Linked DNA regions of Homo sapiens: region 1 is linked to region 2. Evidence: chromatin contacts called from ENCODE Hi-C or POLR2A ChIA-PET data. All regions are on one chromosome and are shown on one strand. Each heading gives the region's core, a stretch centred on a gene start or an enhancer-like site at or near the end of the contact. The rest is flanking DNA. Distances are from core to core; before and after follow the strand shown. Region 1 holds the start of GFI1 (growth factor independent 1 transcriptional repressor). Region 2 holds the start of LRRC8D-DT (LRRC8D divergent transcript).

What was found. Hi-C counts contacts between places; a loop is a spot of excess contacts on that map. ChIA-PET counts read pairs that join two places held with the same protein, here RNA polymerase II (POLR2A). Pooled maps may share reads with other maps.
Region 1: a loop to region 2 is called in a pooled map, with 4 times the contacts of the local background. The contact joins the promoter of GFI1 here to the promoter of LRRC8D-DT in region 2. A Hi-C loop is called at or near these places in 1 of 37 single-sample maps with no recorded cell type and 1 of 50 pooled maps. POLR2A ChIA-PET finds 5 or more read pairs at or near these places in 1 of 52 experiments (activated T-cell).

What each region holds. Positions count from the first base shown.
Region 1 is chr1:92,485,570-92,488,638 of GRCh38, reverse strand. GFI1 (growth factor independent 1 transcriptional repressor) reads left to right here and starts at 1,714. Exons shown (of 7, transcript NM_005263.5): 1 at 1,714-1,913. RefSeq lists enhancers at 1,508-1,557, 2,458-2,607, 2,530-3,069 and silencers at 1,678-1,887, 1,978-2,087, 2,708-2,757, 2,958-3,069.
Region 2 is chr1:89,820,456-89,823,226 of GRCh38, reverse strand. LRRC8D-DT (LRRC8D divergent transcript) reads left to right here and starts at 1,433. Exons shown (of 1, transcript NR_185885.1): 1 at 1,433-2,771. It overlaps LRRC8D (leucine rich repeat containing 8 VRAC subunit D), which reads right to left and starts at 2,195. Exons shown (of 3, transcript NM_001134479.2): 1 at 1,936-2,195. RefSeq lists silencers at 1,226-1,445, 1,317-1,526, 1,617-1,716, 1,817-2,166, 2,607-2,666.

The DNA.
Region 1 (3,069 bases), core at 465-2,964, 2.7 Mb before region 2:
AGCTCTTCACTGTCCTTGGCAAGGTTCTTAACCTCTCTGGGTTCCCCTCTTCTTACCTTTCTCCTATTCTTCCCCAAGTGTGGGAGTCACACTTCAACACTATACACCCGGGAGTGTTGTGTTGTTAAAAAGTATTGTTAAATACTTTTTAAACGTGTTGAATACTTGTTAAATACTTTTTAAATGTGTATTTATTTATTTGAGTTAGTACTACATACACATGGTTCAACATGTAAAAGACATAAAGGGAAATTCAGTGCCATCTCCCTCCCACCTGCTCCTTTCTGCGTGTCCCTGTTCCAGTTCTCAGTTTTCTTTTTCAAACTCAGAAATCCCAAGAGTCTGTGAAGGGCAAATGAAAAGCAAAATGACTAGACTAAATCTGAATGAAAGGGATTTATTCTAAGGTGATACTGCTCACTGCTCAAGGTGCTTATCTGCCCCCTTCATGGGCTCCCTCAAGTTTTCTGAGACTTCAAACAGCAACACTCAACTAAACTATAAAATAGTCACAGCACCTTTTCGAGAAATTTTGACTTTGAACTTGCTAATATGCAAAGGAAATAGTCCAACCATTTCTCTAGAACTTGGTTGATAAGAAATTTTATTTTGTCCCATTTATAATTTTATTCTAAAAATTTGTTTTTTTCTGCTATCGAGTAGGAGAGAAGGGAATAAGGGAAAGATTTGTTTTTGCACTACTGTGAGATTTTTATACCTTAGGCCAGGACAAAGCACACAAGAAATAAAATATTAACAAAATGTCCTTAATTTTCCTTTCTGACCAAAATTGCTTGCCTCTGCATTTATATATAAAGAAGGGATGTGTTGAGCAAATGAAGGAGGACAGCTAGGCAGACAAGATTTGCCCAGCGCCTGGCATACAATAGGGGCACAGGTCATTGCTTAACAAAACGTATAATTTATTAATACATGCTCGAAGCACTGCTATACTAACCAAATATTCCCTGCAAAATTTTAAATTTACAGTGCAAAATAAGAATAATTTAAAAACTGTTTCTAGAAAAAGAGCTTTAAGGGCTTCCCCCCCCATAACAATTTAAGATTAACCTAGAACATGGTAGTTATTTTGCAAGAACTGGGGAGCACCACTCTCTTCTCCTTGTGCATGTCTGACATTGGAGGCCTATTGTGCACGAAGTTGTGATCAAAATCCAAGTCAATTCATTTTGAAAAGTAACATGACTACAACATCCATCCACTCCAATGAGCAAAGGGTGTAGGCTTTGAGTATACACAGCAGGCCACACACTATGGGTCATGGCATACAGTCTAGCGTTGGAGGTTGCTGCATTTGTTCATGTATCTATGAGTTAGGTTTTAAGTTTTTTCCCCCTGTTCTATTAATATAATTAATTAGTTAATTAACCCCACTCATTCATTTACTCAGTCCACAGCCTTTTGTTAAGAGCCCGCCTAGGACATAAAGATGAAGATCCAGTGCCTACCCTCATGAAACATAGAATCCGAGCGAAGAAGGCTTACTTTGCAATAGTCATCCAAGTGGTGCTTTTATGGCGCTTTACTGCTCCCGCCAACACCCAGTGCCTGGGTATGACCTCAGGCGGTGGCAGAGCCCGCGTGCGAGGTCCCGCTCTCCCTGGCTTGCCCCGGCAGGGCGGAGTCAGCCTAGCAGCCGCCGGCGCTGCCCCCGCGCGGCCTTTAATTTTGCAGCTCCGACCACCGGAAATTAGTCGAAGGCTGAGCGGACCCGGTCGAGAGCCGGCGAGCTCCGCGCAGGGAGGGTGCGCCCACCGGTCCCGCCGGGCGCCCGCGGGACGCGCCGCCAGGGCCCTCTCCGCCGGGGGCTCGGCGCTCGCCCACCTCTTCCAAATTTAACCATTACCTAAATCCGAAGGGAAATGAGCAAACCTCTCGGATTGGGTGTCAAGGTATTTTCAGCCTCGTTGGGCGTATTTATCCCCAAGTGTTTCCACAACAAGCTATTTCGGGGCCTGCGGGGCAGGTTTCGCTCTGCGGACGCCGTGGCCACTCGCCGGGCTCCAGGCCGGCGGCACCGCGGGCCGGTGATTCACGGTCCCGACCCGGGGGTGGTGCAGCCCTAGGAGGCGGCGGGGTCGGGGGTGGGGGGGGCGGGTGACCGAGGCCTGAGGGGCGGGGAGGGTCCTCGGAGCGGGGCGCCCCCCACCCCTCTCTCGCCAGTCAATCTGTGTCCTCAATCTGTGGCTTCTCTCGCTGCGGAAGTCTCCCTGGAGCCAAGAATAGTTCATTTTCTTTCAAGTCATTTCTAGTGCCTAAGTGTCCGGACCTCCAATTTCCCCCATCCCCTGCCGACCCACAGGGAGAGAACTGGGAGGACTACTAAGGGGCGCGCGGGACGGGCTGGAAAGGCCAGGCCCCCCACCGCCTGGCCACTTGCGCAAAGGAGCGCGCCCGGCCGCCCGACGGGGGTTGGGAGCAGGTCTGGGAGGGCTATGCGAGCGACTCAGTAACGCTCAGGAAGTGAAGCTTGTGGTTTTGGGGGCTGAGCTCGGAAGGAGAATTTTTTTTTTTTTTAAGTCAGAGAGATAGAGCGGTCTCTCCCGAAAGCAAGATTCCGTTTGAAAACTCTCCTAGCGCGGTGCCCGCGCCGTGACTCCGCAGGTAGGTCCGCCGAGCCTGTTCTGCGCCTCCTGCCCTGGTGGGGGCGGCCGCGGGGACTCGCAGAGCACTGGCACTGCGGGGGCGATCAGAGGGCGCGGGCGGTTTCCCACCTGCTGCGGACCGCCGTGCGGGAGCCCAGAGAGCTCCGGCAGCTGGGTTAGGGCGCGACCCGCGCAGTGTGACTGGAAATCTGGAGCTGGGGGCGCGCAGCAGGCGGTCTGGTGGTTCGGCAGGGGAGCCAAATCCACCAGGGAAGGAAACATCTGGTGGGGAGGCGGCGGCAGCTGCGCTCGGGAGGACGCCCCCTTAGCGCCCTCGGCTCCCTCCTTCCTGGGCCCGGACGGTGAGGAGAGGCCTGAGCGCGCGGAGGGGCCGCCCCACCTCCCGCGCCAGCTGCAGCGCGGGGTTGCCTTCCCACGCGCTCGGCCCAGGCCCCGGGGCCCC
Region 2 (2,771 bases), core at 184-2,683:
TATGCTACTCCACATGGTAATGGAAGGCTGGGTCATCTAAGGACAGTTTCCTCTCCAACCTTCTAATCTGTTAGGTTTTAATCAACACGCACACATACACTCTCAATAAAAACGAGACAAATCTAACATAGTGTTCAAATATATAAATAAACTGTGCCAATTCAAGATTTTGGAATTTTTCCCTGGCTCCATAGATTACCTAATCATTTTATGGGGGGCTCCATAAGTAACCTACAGAGACCAAACACCCCAAATCAACTTTTCGTGACCCCTGTTTTAACCACCTAATTTTCATCTCAGATTCCTCCCCATCTTGCACTTGGATTTTAACAGGGATTTAGTTAGTTGGTGTCAAGACAGATGAAGCAAGAACCCCAACTCTCGCCTAGCTGACAGTAGGTGTTTGGTCACTATTTTTGGACTGCAAAAATAAATGCTGCCTGAGGACCCCATTTACAGGATATGGTGCAGGGTTCTTCCCACAGGTCTGTAAGAAGCAGAGGTCCCAGATGCTATGGCGAGGAAGGTCTGATCACTCTCATTCTTGGCACTGGGAGGGGCCCCTTATTTGTTTATAAGGTAGACAGCCCTCATCATTACTGCAAACGGGGATTCCCTGCCTGTCCAGACTCTTCCAAAGTCCGGTACAAACCACGTAATAGGTGCTCAATAAACGCTGCCTGTACGGAATTTTACTATCAAAGCTGCCAAGGAAAGTTTCCAGAAATCAGCTCTTCCAAAATATGTCCTCAGAGTTTTCTTTGTCCAACAAAAAAATATTTTTGAAGATCCAAGAGCAGGAAATCTGCGAGGCAACGAGGAGCCAAATATAAGCCAAGCGGCTCCAGCTGGGCCCCACATTCCGCTAGGACTCCCCAGTACCTATTCCCCATCTCTCCGCCTACATCCTGAGTGCGCCCTCCCTCTCATCTCGGCTGTTTCCTTCCCACAACCCTACCTCCATACTTTCGGCCACACACACCCCAAGTGCGTGCTCCTGGAACCTCACAGCCCACCTCTCCCTCTCCAGCAAGGACCTACCTCTCTTCCCCTCGACCTGCAGCAGTTCTTCTTCACTGCAGCTGGCTTTTTAAGAAATCAAAAAATCTCATTTATCTGCAAGGGATACCCCCTAGTAAAGGGTGACGGAAAGGAGAAGGCCCCTATCAACCCTCCAGTAACTGGAGGTGCTGGTCCTCCCGGCAACCACCCCCAATTCTCCTCCTTTTCAAGCCCCTGGACAGGATTTGAGCAGAAGTCCCGCTCCCAAGAGCCCACGCCTCCAAACAAGCTAGAAGCGGATTATACCGGTACCCAACCCGGAGACGGCCCGCGGACGGCTGGGTGCACCTGCGGGCCCCCAGCTCCCTCCCACAGGCGCGGGGGGCGGGGCGCGGGCCTTCACCTCCCCGCCCCCGCCCGCCGGGCTCCCAGCGCAGCCCACCCTGCACAGGAAGGAAGCGGAGGGGAGGCGATTCTGGAGAAGTTAAAGGGCTCACCTTTGGACGCCGGGCCAGCAAGGCCAGACACCAAACACCCACCTCCGGGAGGAACCAGCAGAGCCGAAACCGGCTCTCCCCGCCTTTCCGATAGGGCGGAGGGAGGTGAGAGAAGGGAGCGCGCGCGAGGGGTTCAGGAGCCAGGAAGCCGCACTCCCCTCCCGCAGGGCCGGCCGCCCGGGGCCGAAGCGGCCGACGCTCAGACTGCAGAAAGCGGAACAATCTCCCAGGCCCTGGCGGCAGCAAACGGGAGCCCACTCCGCTCGCCGCCACCTCCTCCCGACCCCCGGACGTCCCCGAATGAGTTCCCGGCCGCAACCGCAGCTCGGGCCGCGGCGCCTGCGCCAGGGTTGCGCGCTCCGGCTCGGCGCGGCTCCACCTGCGCGTCGCCTTCCCTCGCAGCCCCCGGCCCCTGCCGGGAGAGGTGCGCACCAACCTTGGGGTGCAGCTCGGCCGCCAAGCCACGGCTTATGCTGAGGCCGGAGGTGGCGGCATCACCCGCGGCGGGCGGCGGCTGCACCGGGACGCGCCGGGGCGGCGAAGGCGCGCTGCACCCTGGACCCTGCTCCCGCGGCCCCGCCCGCGGCTGCCACCTCGAAGCGCGGCGGAGGAGCCGGGGCACCACGGGCGGCGGCAGCGGCAGCGGCAGCAGCGGCGACGGGAGCAGCAGCACATGACTCTGTAACGAGGGGAATTAGACAAAGCGTAACATGGACTCCGGGCCCGTGCAGGCGCTGCAGCTCTGGGACCAACCGCAGCCGGCGAGTGCCGCGACTGGCCCGGCCGCAGCCAATGGGGCGGGCCCGGGCCTCCATGTGATTGCGAGCGCTTTCTCCGGTGGCCCTGCAGCGCCTGACCGGACGGGGTCTGTGTGGCGAGGGAGGGGACCCGGGGTTGGAGACTGGCGGCGAGCGACTGCTAGATGCGGAGCAGGTGCTTGGGAGGGGAAGAACGGCAGCCTACATAACCATCGCCGTAATGCTCTCGCAAGCGTCCACCTGGGCAGGGCTCGGTGCCGGGCAGGCGCAGCTGCCAGTTAGCTGCGAGGCATGGTCAGGAGCCTTCACCCGTCCTGGGCGAAGGAGGCTGTCCCGTCGACTAAAACTCTGATATTAAGACTTGGCGCTGGGGGTGGGGAGTTGAATTACGTTAAAAAGTCACTTAAGTGCCTTCCAACTCTAAGGAGAAGTACTTATCTGAGCTTTGGGGCACACACAACTACTACTTGGCATGGAGAGTTTCTCAGCTTCATGTGTTCCGTCTGTTATTGAA